3 separate regions of the Mus musculus genome follow, and regions 1 and 2 are each linked to region 3. Evidence: chromatin loops called from intact Hi-C (ENCODE). Cell type or tissue: heart. All regions are shown on one strand.

Region 1 (8,000 bases), 100 kb before region 3:
TCCATGGTGGATGGGTGAACACATGGAGATGCACCTCTTGCATGTTGACTGACCACCCTGCTGTAAATCACTTCGCCTTCACTCAGCACCTGTCATTTCCCGGAGTCACAGAGACAGTCACAAAAGACCCATAAGCACCAGCAGCCTTGATGGCTGTCATTACCTTAGTATCAAATAGTCCCGAAGTATATTTAGTTAAAATGTTATCATTACTAAATCTAATCATATTTACCATATGAATTCATTACAGTCTCAATACCTTAGAAGAGCGTAGCTGTTAATTGTTTTAGAGCTTTATAGTTACTGTAACAAAATGCCACAAGCTGGGCACCTTAAACACTATGAAAGTATATTTCCCCACAGATGAAGAAGCTAATCGTCTTACGGATCAAGCATAGTAGCTGTATGTCTCCTTAGAAGGTGGAGAGGAAGACCCTTCCTTCTGCTGGCTCCTGGCGGCACTTGTTTAATCACAGCAATGCTATCATCTCTGCTTCCATTTTTCTTCCTATTTGTGACTCCCCCACCCGCACCCCGCACCTTACGAGAATCAGGACTCCAGATCCAAATGTCCCTCTCTTTTCTCATATAAACCAGAGTCATGGGAGGGACATAGTGACTCCTCCAAGTCCAACATAATTCACTTCAGGCTCCTTAGCACTTCACAGATGCGAAGGTCTTAGGACAAACTTAGTTCCCTTTCTGATGGTCTGGGAGTTTGTGAATCCTGGAGGCTGCTCTTCAGCTCAATGTGACCAACTCAGCTGGAGAGGACAGGCAGGTGAGCTTCTCCCTTCAGATACAGAGACCATTGAGCAATGGAACCATGGAGCTGGAATTTCCCCAGAAGAAGGACAGGGGGAAAGGAAAGGCTGGGGCTCTACTGCCAGGCACAGGGGAGCTTGTCTTCCCCGAAGAAGTTTTTGTCACCATGTCGACAATTTTCCAGATAGCAAGAACCAGTAGCCACACTCCATCTTTTCCCTTCTCTGCTCTTGACTATTAGGGCTATTGCGTCGGCTTATTGAGGGTGAGTGGAGACAGTTTTCCTGTTAGAGCTGCAAGGTTTCAGACTTGTACTGTAAAAGCTCTAGTGTTACCACCCGATAATTCTGGTTTATTAACTGAGAGACTGGAGATTCAGAAGTCATAGATACCGAATGGTAGCTCTTAACTCTTTTCATTGGTCTGTCCCAGTGATGACTCAGTGATGAACCCGTACAGTCTGCTCCCCTTCAAATGGACATTTGTTAGTCATTATCCCAGAACCTTCATTCACCAGCGCACAAAGAGACTGACGTCATCATTCTGGTAGCAAAACCCCTGAGGGTCAGTAACATTGATGGGTTTTTCTCAATGAAGAATTACCCAAGAGAAAAAAAAAAAAGTCAGACAAAGCTGTTTCCTGCATGCCATATGATTTTCTTAACAAATCCAGTTTCTGTCTCCTTTGTGAAGACTGAAAAAAATCCAATCCTTCCTCTGTGTCTTCAACACATTAGACATTTTTCTTTCAAATCTTTTAAGCCAACATGTGATGAATGCCAGGGTAGAGAACACAGCATCGTTGTGGAAACACCTGCTTTTCTGGACCCAAGCGACTTTAACAAGTGAGTTAGGGCCAGTGACACAGTTCAGTAAGGCACTCTTTTTTTTTTTTTCTTTTAAAGATTTATCTTTTTATTTTATGTATGTGAGTACACTGTATCTGTACAGATGGTTGTGAGCCTTCATGTGGATGTTGGGAATTGAATTTTTTAGAACCTCTGCTCACTCTGGTCCCTGCTTCTTCTGGACCAAAGATTTACTTATCACTATACATAAGTACACTATAACTGCCTTCAGACATGCCAGAAGAGGGCGTCAGATCTCATTATGGGTGGTTTTGAGCCACCATGTGGTTGCTGAGATTTGAACTCAGGACCTTTGGAGGAGCAGTCAGCGCTCTTACCCACTAAGCCAGGCACTCTTTGTGTGGGTACATGTATCAGACCTCAGCACCATCAGAGAGAAAAAAAAAAAAAACATGTTTTTAATCAGACGTTGAGGACAGCCCAGAAAAGGAAACACTGAGAGCCGCTAAGGGTGGCTATGGTTTGAAAGTGTCACCCAAGAATCCATGTGTTAAAATGAACTTCGAAATTTACATGTTAGTGGTAACCTTACCTTTGTGAGGTGATTAGGCTAGATGACACAGCCAGGCGCTTACAGGAATACAATTTTTCGGATGTTCTCTTCACCCCCAGCACAGAGATTCTGAATTTGTCTGCACTATGAACCCCGCGCTAGGTGTTTAAAGATAGTTCTAATACGCAGCCAAAGCTGAAATTCCCCTCCACGTAGAAGAATCCTGCTTAAATTGTCTTCGAACCACTGGCTGCTTTCCTAGCTGCTTTGAGCAGCCAGTGCCAAACCAGATAAGCAGAACTGGAGACCTGGCCTCACTGGGTACGCAGCAGAGGTGAGCTTGAGGCACAGCCTGGAGCCAAACTCTGCTAGAGGCATGGAAGCATCTATAGAGACTTTGGGTCGAGACTTCTCACAGCTCCCTATAGACGTGAACCGATGTGTTTTCCGGGCATTGAACACCAGGCTGTGAGCACCGCGGGGGTGGCACCTGTGGGGATACTTTTGACATTCCACATCAGCATTTTCCCTGGGCCTCCAGCCTGCACATTTGAGAATTGCCAGATCCTGTCATCCCTGGAGCCTATTCCTTGAATGAAATTGCCTTCGACATGCACTCGAATCCGATTGGTGCTGTCTCTCTGCAGAGCCTGACTAACATACTCCCAAAGCGTTGCTCCTTGCATTAGTTCCTTCCTCTCAGTCTACCTCAAGCTTGCTCGCTGCCCACACTCCCTCCATCAGCCCACTCTGTATCATTTGCCTGCAGTCCCTGTGACTCATAGGCCTATAATAATCCTTCGGCTTCTGCTTGCCAAGTTCCCACTCCCTCCTCTCTTCATTCAAGAGTCTTCCCAGATGCCACACCAGCCATCCAATCAAGGGAACAACAGCCCGCGCTTCCTAGAATGAACCCAACCAGTGGAACAGAGTTAACGAAGATCAAATAAATGGATGAGTGCTGTTTGAAAATTAATTTCTGAGACTGTTCCACATACGACCCTCATAGAATGTTGAGTTCCAAGAAGGGATAGGAGCTGCTTGCTTCACAAGACACTTTGTCCCCGCCCACAGCCTGTGTCAATCTGTCAGTCTGTGGCTAATGGAGCTCATAAGCCTCTGGTCCTGGGGCAGGACTTCCTGAATGGGTGCTAAAAGCCATTGTTCTGAATAATGACAGGCTGAAAAGATAGCTTCCGCTACCTCGTAGGATGGCTTCCTATGAGAAGGTCTGGAAGAGTCAGGGAAAGTTCCTAAGAAAGTCACAATCCCTTGATACTGGCTCATCATAATGGCGGCTTCTAGATAGGCTCCAGGGCCTGTGATAAACTCGGTGCGAGCACTTCATAACATCCTAAGCAAGGAGTGCAATCATGTCTGGGGGAGGAGGGTGGGCCAAGAAGCCCACCTGTGTTTAGAGTCAGGAAGCTCAGCTCAGCTCAGAGGTCATTACTAGCTGGAGTAGAAGAGCAGCTATGGCCAGAGTGTAGCAGTTACTATAAAAGATCTCCAAAGGTTCTCATTGCCACCCACATGCTGTAGATGACAAGGAACCCAAATACCTCTCCTCTCTCTCAAATACCAGGAGGAGCCCACTGAGACACACTCCTAATAGTTATTACCATGCTGTGGCCTTGAGGCTCCTCCAAGAAGCTAACTGTCCCAAACACCCTGAATGGTTTGAGGGAAAAGTGATGTCCAAAAAGACCGAAAGCCAGAATGGTTAATTCACTTTCTGTGAGCTCCTAAAATGTCAAGGTGGAAAAAAAAAAAAGTAGACTCTCTAGGCACTCTAAATCCAATTAGTTCCAATTCTACAGCACTTATAGTCATAGGTGACTCAGCCCTGCAGAGTTTGGTCTCTTCTTATGCAAATCGGAAGCATGATGCCAGCTTTCTGCTGGTTACCAGGAGAATAGACAATAGTAATAAGGACTCACCCAATAGCATTTGTTTTTCCTTCTCCGTTCTCGTGATACAAGGGCTCCCTCAATGCCACGAGGGATTTGATTGGTCATCACTTGCAAGCCCTGGTCAGATTTAGTGCTAAATCCTTGGCACACAAAGGAGCAATGCTGACCCAAGGAATAAGATGTGGGTGGGAGGAAAGAAAACTCACTGAGTATCACCAAGAAAGCAAGAGGGTCCCAGGTCACACCACATCGTATATTAAAAAGAATACAAAGAAGGACAATGAAGACAACACATATCACGAATGCCACGGACACCAGAAACCTTAGATTTCAGTGGGTTTTCCCCAGTACTGCATCTTCAGTAATTAACACAGCGTCAATAGAGTCACCTAAAGAGAAGAAAGAGGCGCTGTTGCCATATCCTCCCCCTTCCCACCCAGCATATGGATGGACAACGCTTCCAGGCAGCTCCTGCAACACAGTGCACCAGAAATAAATTCAAACAGCAATTAGGAAAAGACAAGGAGGAGGGCCTGCTCAACATTTGGAGATGGAGTATTCAGAGCACATTTGTTTACATTCAATCTCCCATCTTATATTAAGTTGGCTTGGCAGGATGTCTTGACAATGGTTGCATAAATTTAACAGGGAGGAGGGACGTCGCCTCCTACCCTCCTCTGTGTGTGTGTGTGTGTGTGTGTGTGTGTGTGTGTCCTTCTGGGCTTCAACTGTATTTTTCTCTTCATTATGTGCTAAGCCTTCCATTAAATGAGAAGATGAGAGCCCCCTGGTGGTTGAATTAATTCTTCCTTTCTTAGAGGTGTTGAAACACAGTTATCTTGGGTTGTGAAATTCCTATGCCTTGTTTTGATTAGCGAATCTCCTTTGTTAAACAGGCCGTGTCCCATGGTGGTGTCACACCTTGAACTTCTTTGATGTCCATCCTCTGCACTTAGGCAAATAATCAAGGTACCTTCTGAAAAGTAAAAAAATAAAAATACCGCTTCAGTAATTACATCTGAGATGTATATCTAACACAATTTATTAGGTATCTCTACACAGTCTGACACCCTACTGGGTATAAGGAAAAAAAAAAAAAACCAAGGAAATTTAAGTCACCTTTGACCTTGACAAGCTTACATCAGAGAAAAGATGGCCTCGAGGCTTTTAAAGATGTGGTTTCCCTATAAAACTGACCTAGTTCATCAAGTGACTTAGTGTTCTTATCTGCTCCCAGCCTTCCTTCATTCTCCTACACTCCAATCCAATTACCAACAATTTACAACCAACTCCACTCCTGGCATTCCATTGACATGAGCCTCATTAACGCAGGGCACCATCCTTTCAGATCCTTCTCTAAACTTTCGGGTTTTTGACAATGATTTTGAGTTTATGCAATGGACCGTTTCCCAGAGGTTCATGTGTCCTTTGTCTAATGGTACTGAGAAGTAAGGGGACTGTAAAAACGTGGGAATTGATAGGAAATAAAGCAATGGGATAAAATGGTCAAAAATGGGTGGGTGTCTTTCTATAGAGACTGGGCTAGTCCCCTCAGGAGCTAGACGAGCTCTGTGTGGAGATGCTCAGCCTCACTCTGCTCTCTCTCACAAACATGCCTCTCTTGCTTGCTTGTCCACTCTTCTTCCACATTGTAATCAAGCAAATAGCCCGGCCAGAAGCTGAGCAGACCTGACCCCATGCTCCTGGACCCCCATGGTCAGCACAGGCACATAGTGTAGAACTCAGAGTGTATAATAGTGACAACATTAGAAAAGGCTTAAAAAAAAAAAAAAAAAAACCTTAGTCCACCTAGTTTCCTTCTTCCAAGCAACTATAAGTCCACATGAGTTAATTGTACTTAAAACAGATATAAGTAGGCTCTTTAAAAAAAATAATATCCTGCTGTCTGGTTGCTCTTATTTTTAACTTTCAATGAACATTGTTGACAACTCTGACTCAGTGTAATGCAGGCTACTTTGTCCTCTCTAAAGAACTACATAGAAGTATGTTGTGCGCATCATAGTTTATTTAATCAGTTCCCTGTTGGTGTAAATTCAGACCTTCTTCAATCGTTTACTATTACAAGTTGGCACTGTGGTGAATATCTTCATACAGACATCATTTGTACACATGCCAGAATATATTTAGACTAATTCCTAGAAGTGGAGTTACTGGATCAGAGGGATATGTATATTTTTACTTTTGACAGTTACTGCCAAATTATCCTTTATCAGAGTCTATCCACCCTGACAGAGAATGGGGCTCTGTTTTCCAAAATCTTCAGTAATATATTGAATTATAACTTTGAGTTTTCTCTGTACCAATCCTATGGGAGGAAATGGAATCTCAGTAGAGTTTTAGCTTAAATTATTCTTGAGTGAGGTTAAACATCACATAACATTTTTAAAGTATTAAACTATATCCTCATATTTATTTATAATCATTTTGGCAGTACCAGAAAAGTCATCCAGGATTTACATATAGATATTCAAGGCCATCAAGTTACATACCCCACCAGAATATGACATGTATGACATATATGAATTTTCCATAAACATGCTTTCTATATACTTTATCCTCTCTTCCTTCCTTTCTTCCTTCTTCCCTTTTTCTCCCTCCCTCTTTCTCCCCTACCTCGCTGGTCTCAACTGTCAACTTAGCCCGACCTAGACTCACCTAGGAAGAGCCTTAATGGGAAATTATCTGGGTCAGGTTGGTCTGTGTGCATGTCTGTGGATGATTGTCTTGATTGTTAACTAATGTGGGGAGATCCACACTGAATTGTACAGCATCATCTCATAGGAGGGGCTTGGGACTGTAGGAGAGGAGACAGAACTAGCTGAGAACTAGGCAGGAAAAAATATTCATGTAATTATTTTCTGCTGTTGACTGAGAACATGCTACTTTAGATTCCTACCTGGACTTCACCACAGTAGTGGGCAATGGCCTGGAACCATAAGTTGAATAAACCCTAAGTTACTTTTGACAACATCAATATTTTATTGCAGCAACAGAAATGATTCTCCCTCACCCCCTCTTTCTGTTCCCCAGAAATTTATCAGGTAGCCTCCAAAATGGGCCCAGATGACCCCCAAAATGCCAGTACTGACACACATATGTGTATCTTCCCACACTGGACCATGATGCATGACCTATAAAACATACCAAGAATGATGGTAATGATGGCCTATAATCTTTCAGATTAGCTTTTAAAATGTGTTCAGCTTATATCTTGGGGGCTGTCTTGAGCCACTGCTATGGGTACTTAGTGAGCATGACATAAGCATACAGATGATGGAGTCATGTGAGGGGTCACGGAAGTCTCCAGTGATGGGCACAGGCCCCCAGCACATCTCTCACGGACTGCTGCAGAAATGGCTCATGAGCTGGGCTCAGAGACCTAGTACCATCTCTTCATCCTACATCCAGGTTCTGCCCTCAATCCTGTGAGATTTAAAAAAATACTTGCTGGTTTCGCTTAGTTTTTCAAATATCAACTAATGTCAGTAAAGATTTCTCAATATATTAAGAAAAACGGTCCTTTCTCTTATGTTTCAGCTTACTGATGGAACTTTAAAATACCTTTTTCTGTTAAACAGCTATACTACTTCTTTCCTTCTTCGTTCCTTGCCTGCGCTGAAGATGTTTATTTATTTTTTATGTTATAAAACACCAATTTGGGATCACTTCTCTCTTCGGAAATGACAAAAAAAAATACTTAGAAAAAAGAATCCAAAATTTCCCCTCTTGCAAGAATAAAGGCCCAGACCAATCGAGACAAACTTCCTGCTCAAATCAATTAAAAATAATAGGAAGGGCAGTTCCTCAGAAAATTGGACATAGTACTACCGGAGGATCCAGCAATACCTCTCCTGGGCATATATCCAGAAGATGCCCCAACTGGTAAGAAGGACACATGCTCCACTATGTTCATAGCAGCCTTATTTATAATAGCCAGAA
Region 2 (8,000 bases), 410 kb before region 3:
TATCTATTACTGTACACGACACAAGAGAACACTTATTGGGTTTACTGTAGAGTTTCTACTTATCACCTAATTTAATCCTAACAACCGAATCAACTGCTCAAACTCAGCCATTTTACAGAGGTAGGGGAAAAAAGTTTTGGGAGAGATTAAAAAAAAATTAACAACTCCAATTCATCCATTTTACAAAGAGAAAACAAAACAAAAAACAAAACAAAACAAAAAAAAAACAAGTTTAGAGAGAGATTATGAAATCTTCCTCAGAACGTGGCCCCACATGACACCTTGCCCATTTCCTCTGAGAAGATAACATTTACCTACCAAGGACAATCCCCTCCCAAAGGGATGAATGACACAGCAAATCATGAAGACATACTTTGGAATCAAACCTGACCAGGTTCAAGGCCAGGCTTTACCCCATTCTGTGTGGCCTTGTTCAAGGTACTTAAGCTCTCAGAAAAGAAGATCAGATTTCCCAAGCTGTAAAATCAGGAAACATTATCCACCCCAAACGGGCTAAGGACTGAGGAGTAAGCTACACAATGTAGAAGCTTTGCCTACCACATGAAAATGCTGAAATATTAATTCCCTGGAAGAACGCCTCTAAGGTAAAGAACATGTATCCCAGACTAAGGTTTTAGATGTATGTTTTCACTTTAGTTAAAACGCATAAGGAAAAGGCGGCTATTACCGTGCTTGCGACTGTAAGCAACACGGCTCTTAACACGGCTATTAGTCGGCATAACACAAACTATCCCCAATCTAACGCCAGGGGAAGAATAAGAAACAGGACGGTCAATGATGGGTGAAAGATAGAGCTCCTCAACTCCCCCTACCACAGAGGCATCAGCTATAGCATCCAAAAAGGTTTTGACTGCACAGAGAATTTAAAGATAAAGCTGTAAGTGTTCCGTTCCGTATTAAAACTAAAGCTTTTAAGCGGTCACGATATTACGAAGTTTTTAAAGCGTGAACTCGGATTGTAAGCCGATCACGTGACCTCCCACAGCTCCCAAGCTTAAATGTTAAAATATGCAAATTCCCAACCTGTAACAGCTTTGTGCGACCCGGTTTTGCAGCCTCCAGCCCCCCTGTCCCTAGCTGTCCAGCCCACATTTAAATCCGCGGTGGAGAAGTGGTTATTTTCAAAGACGACAGCACCACCGTGGCGACTAGGACCAGTGATCGACCATTCTTTCTCGAGAAAGAAATACATACTACAAGGTGCAAAAACAGGACACAATCAAAAAAGCGTAAAGACAGTCACAAGGAGAAAAAACATGAATGAATGTGGAGGGCGGAGCCTGGGAAAACCCCTCTGCAACGCTGCACTGAACAAAGCGCTTCGCATGCCAGAAGGAGGGGGGAATGGAAGTGCCAGCTCCGGAAGGAGCCTAGAGTGGATGCGGAGAGCAGGAGGAGGAGGAGGAGGAGGACAGAGTCGGCGAGAGCAGCAGCCTTGAGACTCCTCCTCGCGCCAGCCTCGCCACAGCCCCCTCCCCTCTCTAGCCGCAACTCCGGCTGGAGCCCGACCCCGCGGCGAGCCCAAGCCGCCCCGCGCCCCTACCCACCGGCCCCGACCCACCAGCGGCGGGCGCGCGCCCTACGGGGAGGGAAACTACCCAGGTGGCCCGGAGTAAACAGGCACTCCGGGCAAAGACCGAAAGGGAAAGCGAGCCACAAAGCCGGGAGGTGCGGAAGCCGCGGCCTGGTCTCCCGCAGCCCCGCCGAGCCCTCCTGCGAGAAGCGGCCGCGGCGACCAGGAGGCCGGCCCTCCGTACCTGCTGGGCTCGCAGGACCGCAGCTCCCGCCGCCCGTGCGGCCAGGACCCGCCGAAGTGGCAAGCGGCTCCCGCACGCAGCATCCCCTCCGCAAGGTCGGCGCCGGCACACGCGCACACACTCACTCACACGCACACCCGCGCGCCCGCCCGCCAGGGGGAGGTGGTCCCGGCCCCCGCCCCCCGCGCCGCGCTCTCCCGGGTGCAGCGCCCCCACCGCCGCGCCCGGCCCCGCACCCGTCGGGAACTGCGCTGCACTTGACAACCGGGACATCAGCACAAGCGGAGCCTCCTCCCGACGGGCACCGAGGCGCGAGCTGGGCGCGGGAGGGACCGAGTGGAACCCGGCGGGAGAGCGGCCTTTACCTCTCCCGGGTGTCCGTGAGGACGGCTGGCAGCGCGAGGGCGGCCAGGGCGAAGGTCGGCGGCTTCCCCCCGCGCGTGGGCGGGGCAGCAGGGGATCCCCGGGGGCGGCGGGGCGGGGGCTGCGGCGGGAGGGCGGGCTCCTGTGAAGCCGGCCCGGGGCCCCCTGCCGCCCCGCCCGCCCGCCCGCCCGCCGCAGGCCCCGCCGCGGGGACCCAGGACGCAGGAGGAGGCGCGGCCCGAAGGGCGGGGCGGGGCGGGGCGGCAGCGGAGGCGGGGCTCCGCGGCCCGGGGAAGCCCGGCCGGGCCGCAGTCGGGGGCGGTTGGCCCGGGAGGAGGGGCGGGGCCGGGCGGGGCCGGATTCTCTTTACCGTCTTTTGACTTTCTAGAGCAGGCTGTGGGCCGGCCCGGTGACGTCATGGTGTCTCCCAGCCCCGCCCCTCGCCCTGGCCCTGGTAGGGAGGAGGAGGAGGAGGAGGACCCTGGAGGGAGGGGGGACCCCAAGGGGGTTTCCTCTGCTCCGCGTAGAGGGAAGGGGAAAATCATAGTGAAACTTGAAACGCATTAACTTTAAAAAATAACTTTTAAAAAAGAGAGAGAGAATGAAAGGGGGCTGGGTTGTTGACTTGGAGGGTCAGAGGGGACGTGTTATTAAGCCCTAAACTGAAACCACTTTTTTGGTGGCGGATGTTCTATTAAAAGACCGAGGAAAGCCAAGGTTATTCCGGAGAGAGCCGGTGCTTCCCAGAGCCTAAGCAGCGGCGAGCGCAGTTAACCCCTCCTTAGCTGCCTGTCAGCTGGGGACTAACCCGCGAGGGAACTTTGGAAGCCGAAGAGGGGGTGCGGGGCGGAGCCACCCAGCAGGCTTCTGGAACTCTGGGGGAGTGAACAGGGAAGACAGACTAATTTATTACAAACCAGAGTTTGACCCCGGCTGCTAGAAAGCGTTAGAGAACGGGAACTGGAAACTTCTGGAAATATCAGGAGAGCTGACTCTGGGGAACGAAGCAGGTTTTCAAGGGTAGGCATAATACTAGCAGTTTGAACTTAAAAATTACACGCATCCACAAAAAAAAAAAAAAGCCGATAGAAGATTGTACGGGCCACCTCAAAGTTGGAAAGAATAAGGTGTTAAAAAAAAAAAGGCGCAAAACAAAAATATTCTTTGTTAAGCGATCATACGCCCACTAACAGCTGACCATCTGTGCAAACTTGTTTTGCTCCCTTAGGCTTTCATAAAGATGTCCAGGTCGTTCCTGCTAACGGTTGACCCCTAAAATCCCCCGAGGAAGTCCTACCTCTAGCTTGCTGGAGCTAAGAAAAGCACAAAGCCCCAGAATGGAAATTATTAAAAATGGAATACTTGGTAATGGCAAGCTTAGAGCCAAAAATAATGTTTTGCAGAGGAAGAAAATATGCCTACCAAAAAGTAAATTTGGTCATAGGAGCAAAGATTATGCAGCTAGAAAGCTCGGGTGGTGGGTAATACTATGTCAGCCTTACAATGAAAGAGTACCATTTTAATATTCCAGTAAGATGTCTTCTATTTTATTAAATGAAATACCCAATGGGTAGGATTCATAAAACATATAATGTAGTTCCCCTCCCCCAGCCGAGCTGTTTGAACCAAAAGATAAACATGCAGACATAGATAATGTGTTAAGATTAAAAACAAAAAGTCTTCAGAAGTCGAGTTTTTGTTACTTGAAACAGAAAGAGAAGAAAAAAAAGTTAAGTGCCAGAGAGAAATTTTTAACTCAATATTTGCTGAAGACAACAGAAATGTATCCATGAACCCAGGATGTCTCCAAGATACAGCAATGCTAAGAGCGTTTGAGAAAACTGCATATCTGGTTTTGATTTGTCATTTTACTGTGTTTTCTTGAGCAACAAACCAGTATTAAAACTTCTCTCTGAGATAGTTAATATAAGAACACTTTCCTGGTAAGTTTTCTGAATTGTCTAAATGCGTTTTTTTTTTTTTCCATACCAAAATGCAGGGAAAGGCAGCTATGTTAAATGTTAAGTAGTTGGTTTCGGTTTGTTTTGTGACACAGTAAATAGTAGATCCTCAAATAGCAAATAAACGGAATTGGATGAGTGAACCCGTCCAGCCCGGTAACTGGTAAACTTCAGCTTGAACTGTCAAAAATCCTTGAACAATGGGGATCCCAATGATGGCTCTAGACTGGGAAGGCAGAGAGATTCCAAGGGGCCTCTTTCTCTCCATCCAGCAGGCCAAGTAAGAGTCTTTGTTGCGCCCCTTGGGAGACGTAGGGTCCTGTGGGTACTCTGACCTTATCTCTCCCGCTGAGCATCTAGGGGAGAGCATCGGTCCAACCCGAGGCCGCACCCGAGCGTCCCCCAACCCCGGTTCCCACGCATCTGCCCGGCGCTGCCTGGCTCGGGCTCCCCCTTGGCACGGCCCCGTGGCTCCACGGCACCGGCCCTCCGGCCGGTGCGGCCAGCAGCGCCACCGCCACGCGGAGATCCCGGAGGTTCCTCCTGTTGGCCCCGGGTCACACCGCCCGCTCGTCCCTCCCCTTCACCCTGCGAGCTGGGTTTTCCCGTCCACCAACGAGTCCCCTCCCCCCGGCCCCCACTCCGGCGACCCGGCTACAAACCCTCCCCTGCTCGCTCCCAGCAACTGTCCCCCCTACGCCCGGGCTCTTCCCAAGCCAAGCAGACAAAAGAACGGAGGGAGGAAAACTTACCGAACTACAAGGCAAAAAAAAAAAAAAAAAAAAAAAAAAAAAAAAGTCTGCTCCCAAGCTTCCTGGTTCAACTTTTCATTTTAAAAACAAAAGCAGAAACCAAAAGCCTCCTAGGTTGGAAGTGGGCGTGAGAGGAAACGCTGGGGGAGGCGCTTGGTTCCCTCCCTGCGCTGCCCCCCCCACCCCCCCACACCCCCCTACCCCGCTTTTCTGGCCCCTACCCAAAGCTTTGATGTTATCTGGTGCACCGCCTACGTGGGTTATACCTTGAGCTTGGTGCCTGGTGACAGTCAAGATAGTCTCCTCTGTGGGTGCTGCTAGGAGGCAGCGCAGCAGGTGGCCAAAGGACGGAATCCTGGCTCTAGCCGGTCCTGGAAAAGGACCTTTGGGGCTCCCTTTCTCACCTGAGCTGAAAAGGGCTCTCCCAGCTAGGAATCTTTGTCTCAGAACTGTGCTACGTTTGCTGTTTGAATCAGAGAAGGAGGTCTCCCAGATTACATTCTTTTTCCTTCCACTCAGAACAAACTTGTAATAAGATCGTTTGGATGTTTCCCCAGGCTCTGTTCAGTTTTTAGATCTCAGCTTTGGAAGCAGATATTATTTTCTTTCTGAGATATTCCTGCAGCCTTCAAGAGACAAGAATACAAATCCCAAGATGGTATAAACTATAATAACACACTACAGATTCCCCTTTGGGTCAAAATACCTGCACATCCTCCCCCTTACGTTATGGAAAGCTCTCAGTTTTACTGTATTTACCCAGACACTAGCTCAACTTAGATGTATATTTCTTATGTTTTCAGCCTCAGAATCATCACTAAGGAAAGCTATTTTGAAAATCAGAAACAAACCAGGTTAGTAATAAAGAAAAGGCGGGGTCTCCCATTCATTCTTCCTGGCACACATACCCTTTATGACAGCACCAGGCTGTGTTCAGGCCCTGCCTCCTGGGAATTTACAAATTAATGGAGATAGCACAAACACGTGGAAAAAAAATACCTGGAGGGAGAAAAGATAGAGGCCCCAGCTTATAAACCGAGCCAATTAAAGTTACAGTGAGTTATTTATATGACTGCTGAGAGATCTTTGGGTGGAGGGAGTGTCTATCCACAAAAGTTCCAGGAGAAGGTGAGTCCTCAGTAGAGCGCTTAGGAAAAGTTCAGGATCTGTCTGGAAGATACACACCATACTCCAGTGCAGGGAGGCAGCCCCTAAGTGAGAAGGTGCGGAACTATGGGGTGCTGTTTCCTTCATGCAGTAGAAAGTCTAGGCGGTGAGAAGTGACAGCCAAATTAGGAAGGACACTATTGAAAGTGGGAGGGACACTCTTCACCTGGGAACCCTGATGGGAGCTGTGCACCTGGGCTGTTCCTCTGGCTGTAAGACAGGGTAGGTTTGCTGGGTAGGTTTTTCTAATAGTAGTCGTGAGGCAGTCAAAATGAACTGGTACCAGTCAGTCAGAGAAGAGCCAAGGCAGCCATCATTTGGAAGGAATTAAGACACTGTAAGCAGTTGGTCGTCGTTTGGAGACATCTGGACAGAGATAGTCTTTTTAAGCATAGTCGCTGTGGCTGATGGATTTAGGATATGGGAGCTGGGTACAAAGACTGCAGCTGTGGTCACACTAGCTGTAGTTGTGTTGAGCGGCAGTCGACGTGGTAGCCAGCACCCCGCTCCTGTTTCTCCTTCATCCCATTTCTAAAATGTTACATAATCTCCAGTGAGCCGTGGAGTTAGTACACCAGTACATCCATGCCTGGGATCCAGAGAACATCCGGATGGTGAAAACATAAAGGCTGTGTTTTATGGAAAATAGACTCTAATAACTTTATAATATTCTGCATCTGTGGAGCGGAAACAATGGAAGGCATGGTTGTTTAGAAATCTACGGCAATTCAAGTTTTTAGAAAGTGATCGATGATTTCATAAAAGTGTAGCTGTTGGGGTATTTGAGATTGACAGGAGGGAAGGGGAAAGGTGTTTGGGGTTGAGCCTATCTCATTTTGAGAAGGATGATCTCCCTGGCGCTTGTTTAATTCACACTACAAGACACCTGTCTCTAGCTCTCTTGCAAAGGGCCTACTTCAATGTTAACTATGACCGTCTCAGGAGTATTATTTAGTGTACTACCTGTTAAAGGAGGCTGGAAGAAAGATAGTTATGATCGACAGAGGTGCTACATGAAGTTCTCAGACTCCTATGTACAGTATGTCCTAGGTAGTGCATTGAGAAACACGGGGAAGGAGTGAGCAGTGTTCTCTGGAAGCTACCCCTGCTGACCTGTGATCTCACTGTGTAGAAATAAGTAACAATAATCTAATCCATGGTATCAGCCTGCTCAGGCAATGTAAGAAAAAAAAAACAAAAAAAAAACCCCATAAACCAGGGATCTTGGGCAGCGTACATGGATCCCCTTGCGGTTCTGGGAGATAGAAATCCACAGTTAAGTCTATAGCAGATTCCTTTCTACTGAGGTCTGTCTTCCTGGTCTTCAGATGACTGCCTGCTTGCTGAGTCTTCACATGGCCTTTCCTGAATAGTATGGATGGAAGAGGAACGAGAGGAAAACGAACCCTCTGGCTACTCTTAATAAAGACACTGCTGTGGGTAGAGGATGAGTAGTGTTCTCATAGGCTCAGGATTTTAAGGACTTGCTCCCTACCTCATTGCTCTGTTTGGGGAGCTTGTGGAACCCTTAGGAGGCAGAGCCTTGTTTGGTGGGAGTGGGTGATTCTACGGGTGGGCCTACAGGTTTTACAGCAGAGAGTGCTTCCTGCCTCTGCTTGGCTCCTTGTCCTGGGAGCAGTAATAAGAAAAGGCATCTCAGCTGCACATCACCACTACCACAGGCTCAGTGTCTTCCCCTCTGAGATGGACTGCACTCCACAACTATGACCTAGAATAACATTAACCCCACGGGATCATGCTCCCACTTATGGCCTCATTTTAACTAAGTGCTACAAAGTTCCTAATTCCAAATACATTCTCACTGGGGAGCAGCCTTCGTGAATGAGGTAGGGGGCAATCAGTCCTGTGGCATGCAATAGTTTTGTTTGGGGATGGTTTTGTTTTGTTTGAGATACTGTAGCTCAGGCTAGCCTAGAACTCACAGAGATCCACCTGTCTCTGTCCCCTAAGTACTGAGA
Region 3 (8,000 bases):
CTACTCATTCTAAATGATTTGCTCTCCGGTATTCTGTCACAGCATGGACTAAGACAGCAATCCATCTCTCTTACCTTATAATTTTAGATGGAGATGTATTCTTTTTTTCATAGAAAGTAGATTGGACAAAGCATTATTGTTCTGCCTCCAGTGTAAAGTCCAAACTCATTGTTCTGGTACTCTTGGCAGAACCATCCTGGTAAAAGCAAGGCTATTCTAAAGAGAGATATTTGTGCCCCTCCCTGTGGTTATCAGACTACCGAACAATGGTCTCCAAGGAATTGGAATTTCCCCAGGAATCTCTTGCTGGGAAAGGAGAAGACTGAAGCCCTAAAGCTTGTGCCAGCCAAAGGAGGGACTTGTTTCCCAGGAAGAGACTTCACATTATTCTGACCTATCCGATGACCTTGCTGGATAGACCGGAAGCCTAGACAATGATGGATCAGTGATGACTGGGGCTACATCTAAATCCAAACCTCATGTCCATACTCCAAATTCAGGGTGTCACTCAACTTATCTTCCCCACGTGGCCACCAGGAGTAAATCTCCTCTCTCTGCTTGTCACTAGTATTTGTTTCATTGTCTGTTGGTGACAAATGGCCAAGCCTATCTCTTAGGGGACCAGGATGAAAGATCTGGCCCTAAGAACTCTGGTGACATTGACTCTTGTATCCAGTGCCTATTCATTTTTGAGGCCCGCCCAGCACCATCTCCCTGTGAGTTTCAATCACTTATATCTCATACCAAGCATGCAGGCCTCACATTTGGGTTCTTTTGCTCCATCCCCCCAGGTGCTCATCTCTGTTATTTTCTTGGCTAAAGACCCCACATCTACTTTTAGAAAACTCATACTTCCAAGTCCAGTCACCAGGGAAGCCACCCATGCTCATGTCGGCCCTTAGGAGCTCCTCTAGTTCACAAATGCTATGATGCTCTTTAGCTTGTACCTCTTGTTTGACATGCACTAGATGCAACTCTGGATGTCTGAGTGTCCCTACATTTACAGGCTATTGAGTTAGGACATGGATAACCAGGGCTAGCCAACAGGCTTGTTTCTGGAAACACAAGTTAGGGAATCCCAGGCATAGATATGCCAGGCATGACATCCTAGGACTGGGATGGTGCTAGTGTTCAGGAGCCTTGCAGAGAGCAATAAAAGAGGTCGGCCAACACTGTAAGACAAGAAAGGGACAATACTGAGTGAGGGGTCTGGGTGAAAATGGATGGTCAAAGCCCTGGTTTAGGTTAGAGGGCTGGAGTTTATTTTTGAGAATGGGAGACCATGTTGAACTTTAAAAATATGCTCACAACACTTTCAAAAAGCCAGAGGGCGAGTTGGGGAGATGTTTGATGTTTTTCTGAATATTCATGGAAATTAAACAAAACTGGAAAGGGTCTTAAGCTCTTTCTACCATCTTAAATATACATATTTAAGTTGTGACTCTCTAAGATAGGGGTATAGAGGTCAACTGTATCCATTTTGGGCTGATACTTCTGTGCAAAAGCCTCTCATTCCATGCCCTTTGGAACATGTTTAATAAATGTTATTTACATTTAGTCTGATCCACGTTTAATTGTGTGTTAAAAAATAGGGAAAGATTGGAGAATTTTAGAGATATATGTTTATTTTGCCAAACTTTACTGTGTTAAAAGCTAGCATTTTGGGGCAATTTTTGAACAAAAGAATGAGACCAGCCCAGATTAGAAGTAGCCAAAATAACCAGACTTCTTTGAGGTATATATACATTACAAAGTTGGAATCCCACCAAGTGGTGTTTTTCAAATTGCTTTTATTTTTTTTTTCAAATTTCATTATCTTCCAGAAATTAAAACACTGAATAGATATTGAAGAAGAAACCAATTCTTACTTATTTTCTTCCACATTGTTCAGATTTTCAATTATAAGAAAAGCCCTGCTTCCACACTGGGGCTAACCTCAAGGGTTCTTTGGTTCATTTTGGGGACAGTTCTTTTGGAAAAGCCCACATCTAGTTTCTTCTTGCTTTAATTCTCTTCTACACTGCAAAGCGAGAAGAGCCTGCCCACTTGTGTCATCACAGAAATGGTGACTGAAGTCAGGTAGACATATTTGAAACGGGGGTATTTTAACATAGAATGTGATCCATGCAAGATAATACCATTCAACATGAAAGAGAAATTCTCTAAGGGTTGCCTGTCAATCTATTATCTCTGCCCCCATCCTCTCCTACAATAGGAGAGGTGACATCATGTTGAGCTAGTCTTTATTTGGGGACACCATTGTAAGCTAAATTCCAGCCTAACCTTTTAATGGCTTCTCCATGACAGATTCTGACACCACAAATGGATCCCGTTGTCACAACTGATATGTTGTCGTTTGATCCTGACAGGAGCTGCTCAGCTCGCTGCTCCGTTTTTTCCACCAGAGCCATGGAGCCAGCTGCTGACACTCTTCAGGCCCTGTCCCACAGACATCTCTCAAACACAGGATCCCACTACTGTGACAGTCAAAGGATCCTTTAGTTCTTTGGTCTATGCTGAACTCAAAATAACCACAAAGACTAGTTCCGACTTAGTGATTTTATTTTTCTGATCCAGCTAGCCAGTGCTACACATTGAATCAGCGAAGAATTAAGAGTCTGGAACCCATACAGGTTTTATTTATGAAGGAAAACAGTCTGGTTAGTTAAGGCCTTGAATAAATACAGGGATACTTTTACAAGTCCACGACACTGCTGTGTAACCATTATGATGAAGGGACTGGGTAACTGCCCCACCCCTAGCACGATCAAACAGAATTCCACCAGAGTCTCAGGTAGGCCTTTCTGCTTTCTTTACAAAGTGTTAAGATGAAGCTTAACATGTAGAAGAGCTGGACTCAGGCTGTCCAGGAAATAATCCATGCCCAAAGAACCCACTGGCCCCCGAGGCTTACCAGAGTCCAGACAAGGGCTGCTGTAGTCACTGTAGGGTGGCCCTCAGAACAGACTTTGTTTAACCAGCTGCCCAAGTTCCATGAAAGACCTTTGTTTAACGAGTAAATGTATTCTGGACAGAAAAGCAGGAACAAAACACACATTGGGGTCTATCCCCATGGAAGAATGCTTTCCTGGTGTGCACAAAACCCTGGGTTGCAACCCAAACAGGACCAACAAATTCCCTAAATAAACAACAATAATGCTTCCCGAGTCATATCAGACTGGGAAGATAAAATGAAGCACGTTGGAGAGGTTTGACATTGAAGGTTGGGAAACAGCAGAATTACTGCTCTGCCAATAATAGCAGCTTTTATATTTCTCTAGGCACACATGAGAACAAACACACACACACACACACACACCACGGGGGTGGGGTGGGGGAGAGAGAGGTTATGATTTAAATTTGAATTTCTCTTGCCTTCTCATTGACCTTGAAAACCCAAGTAGCTCAAATTACACATGTTTGAACTGAGAATCGTAGACACTAACGTTTCAAACATAGTACTGGTGTTGAGGGTACAGTGAGGGTTACGGCTGAAGCTTAGGTTAGCGTTGAGTTCACAGTGACAGCTCAGTCCCAGTCCAGGGATGTAAGAGAATGCACCTGTTCAGATGGTGTGACACAAACCACGGCAGCTCAACCTCTGAGAAGAGAAGGAGAGTTCATTTACTTTGGGGAAGTAGACAAGACATTAGGTTTAAAATGGAGTCTCATGTACACAGAGGTCAGTCCAGAAAGATGACCAGGTCTCTCCTTAGGGACAAATCCCACCCATTTCTGTAGGGTGCCCTGCTACCTTCTTGTATCGCTGTTTGGAATCACCCAATGGCACTAGTCCCAACATAAAGGGACAAGGAAGGAAGAGCAGGCTTATGAAAACTCTCAGGTCCTCTTCTCAAGGTGTCCTGACCACAGCTGGAAGCGCCTTCCGTGTTTGTCTGCACAGTCCCTACAGAGGTCAGAGCACACTGGGTAATGTGCTGTGTGCTTTTCAAGTCAAAAAAGCTATGGACATAAAAGCACCTGCCCTTCGGGGGTCCGAGCTATAGTTATTTCTGTACAACAATACACAAAGCCAACAGCAACAGGATCTGAGGTGGCTGGTGACCTGGTGGCACAGCTGACAGGCGCGTCATGCCTGTCCTTCAGAGGACCTCACTAAAGTCACTGCTGTGGCTTCCTCAGCATGGACATATTTGGTCTAGGGAATGCAAGGAATTTGCTGGCTGAGCAAGTTCATCCATTCTGCTTTGTAAGGCTCCTCTCCATAACTGTTTCTAAAAAAAGAAAGAAAAAAAATCCCCCAGCGGGCTCTGTCGCCAGAGTAGCACCCTGGTCAAGGGGACAGTTTAAGTTTGAAAGAAATTTCTCAACATGCACTGTACCTACTCCCCAACACTGAATCTGGTTCTTGCTTTGTTCATTACCACTCCCTAGAATTACTGTCTGTCTGTCTGTCCTGAAGACAGATAAATGGATGACAGAGGAAGCAGAATTATAGGTTGAATATAGAAATTATTCTGGGTTTACTGGTGTTTAAACAGAGTCACAGAAACTGATCATGGCCATGTTAAAGCAATGGGTGGCAGACCAGGACCTGATAGGCAACGGTCATAGTGCCTTAAGGTTGTGGAATATTTGTAGTAGGCTTCGTCCCCTAGACACTATGTAACTGACACTTGCTACGTACTATACTCAATTTGATAAAGTATCACTAGGCAATAAGTATTTGAATTAAAAAATACATAAATCAAGGCCAGGCTAGTGACATAGTTTAAAAAAAAATCACATTATTACAACTAATGTGAAATTTTCTATTTGGAAACAACCCTCAACAGTGTATCTTAAACATTCTTAAGAAGTAAAAATTGACCAACAATGGCATGCAGAAACCATGCTTTTTCTCACGTTTAATTTACTTACGTATGTGTTAAACAAAAAATTAGCCGTGTCTTAAGGGAATAAGCCCAAAAGGACAAACTAAATTAATCTGGATGCCCAAGTAGAAAAAGGTGGAACAACTCTGCCATCTAGTGGCAAAATATGGCCTGGCAACTAAACCAGCCAACCCAATTCCCTTCTATAAATTCTCCTCAGGACTATGAGCCCAAGACTGGCTCTGGTAACAAAAAAATAACGAAAACTTCAGTGCACGTAGACAGTCCTAAGAGGTAGAGATGTTTCTCAAGTGTTTCTGGAGGTAGATCCAACTTCCGTCTGAGAGATCCACCATGGGGTTTGATTTCCTTCATTGTTCCTAAAAACACAGACCTTGTTCATCCCTAACTTAGGCGTGCGTGCCCATTCAGTGACAGTGAGTCTGAGCTGGTCTCTCCTGCCTGAGCAGGACTTGTCCTCCACTAGGTGGCTTGGAAGAGGACTCAAGTGTCTTTTTTTCTGGGTTTTCTTTGTCTCTGATCTTGTCTGAAATTTAGGGTCTTCTCACAATGCTCAGCGGATATAAAATATTTAAGGATACTTACCCGTTTCAAAAACATTTCAAAATATTACTCTGAGCCCAAGAAAGATGATACAAAGTAATAAACTTTGTGTGCATTTGTGCAAGATGTACCTTCCGTCTCGAGTTCTTGTTTGGTTGGATTGGGTTCACAGTCTCTGTGGAAAGGTATTCTTTTTTTTGGGGGGAGGGGGGTTTCGAGACAGGGTTTCTCTGTATAGCCCTGGCTGTCTTGAAACTCACTTTGTAGACCAGGCTGGCCTTGAACTCAGAAATCCGCCTGCCTCTGCCTCCCGAGTGCTGGGATTAAAGGCGTGCGCCACCACGCCCGGCTGGAAAGTTATTCTTATGGCAGAATGAGAACGTCTTCTGTTCCAAAAGAAAAGGAAAGTAGACTTCAGTTTAGTAAGAATTAGATAAACACCAGTACATGTGAAAATTGTCTGCATCCTTAACATGCAGTTAGGCTACTTTTTGTCCCAGTGACATTCATAGGGAGTGGCTCTCTGCTCCCTCCTCAAGAGGATGGTTAGCCTGGCATCTCCCTCAGCAATCTTTTAAGAACTCTGACTACATATTGACTCCCAGGTTCCATATTGCCATGTTATGTGTGTATCAAGGCCGATGACTGATGCCTTCCCATCACTCTCCATTTATATCTGAACTTTCTCCACCATATGGGTACTGGAGACTGAACTTAGGTCATCAGATTCTGTGGCAAGTGCCTTCATTCACTACCCATCTCGCTAAGGATACCTTATTTTTAGAGACGGTCTCTACTGGACCTAGAACTTATCAATCAGGACTGGCTAAGGAGCAAACACAGGGTGCCTTTTGTCTCTGTGACCTTACATTTGATGTTTTACATGAGTGCTGGAGCTCTGGATGCAACCAGCATTACTGACTGAGCCACCACCCCAGTCCTGTGACTTCATTTTTAGAATAGTGACTTGTAGAAATAAATGCGTATGTGGCCCAGGGTTGGTTTAGGACAAGATTGGTTACCAGCAAATATAACAGTTAACTAAACTGTCTTTCAACCTGCTGCTTAACCTTTTCAACACTTTCAAAGTCCACAGGTGAAACTGGCCCAGACAAAACTGACAGAAGATCCAGAAAGGCCATGACGTTTTATTTTCTATGGCTTTTGTGGAACCAGGGTCTGGGCCCAGGATCTTACAGATGCAGGCAAACTGCCTCCAGGCCACTCCACTGGTGTATGAGAACACAGCGAGTCCGCTGTGAACAAGGTGGGAAGAGACAGGATGGAAATAAGCCAGGAGTTCAGCACTGTATAGTTTTTAAAGACAGGTTTATTTATATATATAAGTGCATGAAATTGAATACAGAAACTTTATTAAAATACTGTATATTACAAACTTTAATCCAATAAATTCTGTGTAATGACACTGAAGTGCTGGATTCACTGTGACAGATGTCCTGTGTGTTTTCAACAGTTCACCCTGTATATTACAAAGAGGAGAGCCATGTGCAGATGGATCTCAGAAGTTGTCCTGGGACCAGACGCGGATGGTGTAAGTTGTGCATCTTTTCTTTACAGCTGTGAATTGAACTGCACTCTTATCTTCTGAGGCCAACTTTCAAGAACCAAAATAACTTGCATATGTTTATTGCTGCCCTTTGAAGAAAATGTGTGGTGAAAAATAATTTAAAATAAGGACCAGCATCTCTGAGGCTAACATGATGCTTACAGCGATTAAAATACTTAAAATTCACTGCAAAATTTGTGTCTCCAGGGAGTTATGCTATATACACAATGAGATTTGTACATGACTTGGGAAATAAAAAAATCGCTCATATAAAATTAAAAATCAATAGTATACACTATTTACAACCTGTTAGGTATTACATATAAACATAGTTGAAATAATCCTTCAGAATGAAATTGTTTTATGTAAACATGCAACACACACACTCTTACAGTGTAGTTTATAGTCTTAACAGAAGGGGAAGTCATGTTCACATAACGCGGGTACCTCACCAAACACACTTTTGTCTGAGTATCACCCTCCAACGTCTAGTCTTCCTGTCTTTAAGCTTCACAGTACATTTAATATTTCTATTGTAAAAATAAATCCCTGATGGTAAACATATGTCTAAAGGTTACATAAAGTGTCTGCCTTTGTAACTACAATATTAAACTAACACTGTCCACACAGGAATCTCTAGTTTACCTAAAACTCAACTTTAAAATCCCACATTTGTTTGTCTACATTTTTCTACTTTCATACTTACTTGGAAAAAAAGAAAGGGAAAGAAGGAGAGGCAAATACCCCCGTGTGGTGAAGGACTGTAGAAGCAGTTGTGGCCTGTCACAGTCAGTGGCTAATGTCTACGGAACCGGAACTGTAAAAGGTAAGTAGCTGGACTTGTCTCAGTGGCCCACTGTAAGTGCTGGGATCTCTCTGCAGGTGCTGTGCACAAAGCCAGCTCATTGGCCAAACCCCAGTCCTCCCTAAGTCCACTTTGCAAAAGATTCTTAACTTTCAAGGCCCTGAGATATCATTTAGCTTTTTAAAAAAATTATACTGTGGTTTAGCTAAATGGTTCATCAGTGGGCTGG

Evidence for each region. Hi-C counts contacts between places; a loop is a spot of excess contacts. Peaks named below come from ENCODE experiments on the same cell type or tissue, not always from the same donor. Only the 100,000 strongest peaks of a DNase experiment are listed, where the experiment ranks them.
Region 1: a loop joins it to region 3, with 2.9 times the contacts of the local background. A loop is called at or near these places in 3 of 42 quality-filtered maps.
Region 2: it touches region 3 in a loop (5-fold over the local background); 11 of 42 quality-filtered maps call a loop at or near these places.

The regions. Positions count from the first base shown.
Region 1 is chr13:41,743,962-41,751,961 of GRCm38, reverse strand. No RefSeq gene overlaps it. Among named protein-coding and RNA genes, the nearest start is that of Gm40925, 71 kb to the right of the region's middle. In heart, CTCF peaks have their summits at 4,647 and 4,846 (motif pointing left); a DNase peak (open chromatin) is centred at 2,941; H3K27ac peaks cover 1,351 bases.
Region 2 is chr13:42,046,234-42,054,233 of GRCm38, reverse strand. It overlaps Hivep1 (human immunodeficiency virus type I enhancer binding protein 1), which reads right to left and starts at 2,213. Exons shown (of 9, transcript NM_007772.2): 1 at 2,144-2,213. It overlaps Gm28707 (a long non-coding RNA gene), which reads right to left and starts at 7,221. Exons shown (of 2, transcript XR_001780922.2): 1 at 5,121-7,221; 2 at 3,667-4,458. In heart, CTCF peaks have their summits at 779, 1,912 (motif pointing right) and 4,650; DNase peaks (open chromatin) are centred at 1,363, 2,543, 2,903, 4,643 and 1 weaker place; H3K4me3 peaks cover 5,162 bases; H3K27ac peaks cover 4,894 bases.
Region 3 is chr13:41,640,067-41,648,066 of GRCm38, reverse strand. Tmem170b (transmembrane protein 170B) reads right to left here. Exons shown (of 3, transcript NM_001163572.2): 3 at 6,713-8,000. Among named protein-coding and RNA genes, the nearest start is that of Gm5082, 4.8 kb to the left of the region's middle. RefSeq lists an enhancer at 3,384-4,855. In heart, a CTCF peak has its summit at 4,993 (motif pointing left); a DNase peak (open chromatin) is centred at 4,106; H3K27ac peaks cover 4,109 bases.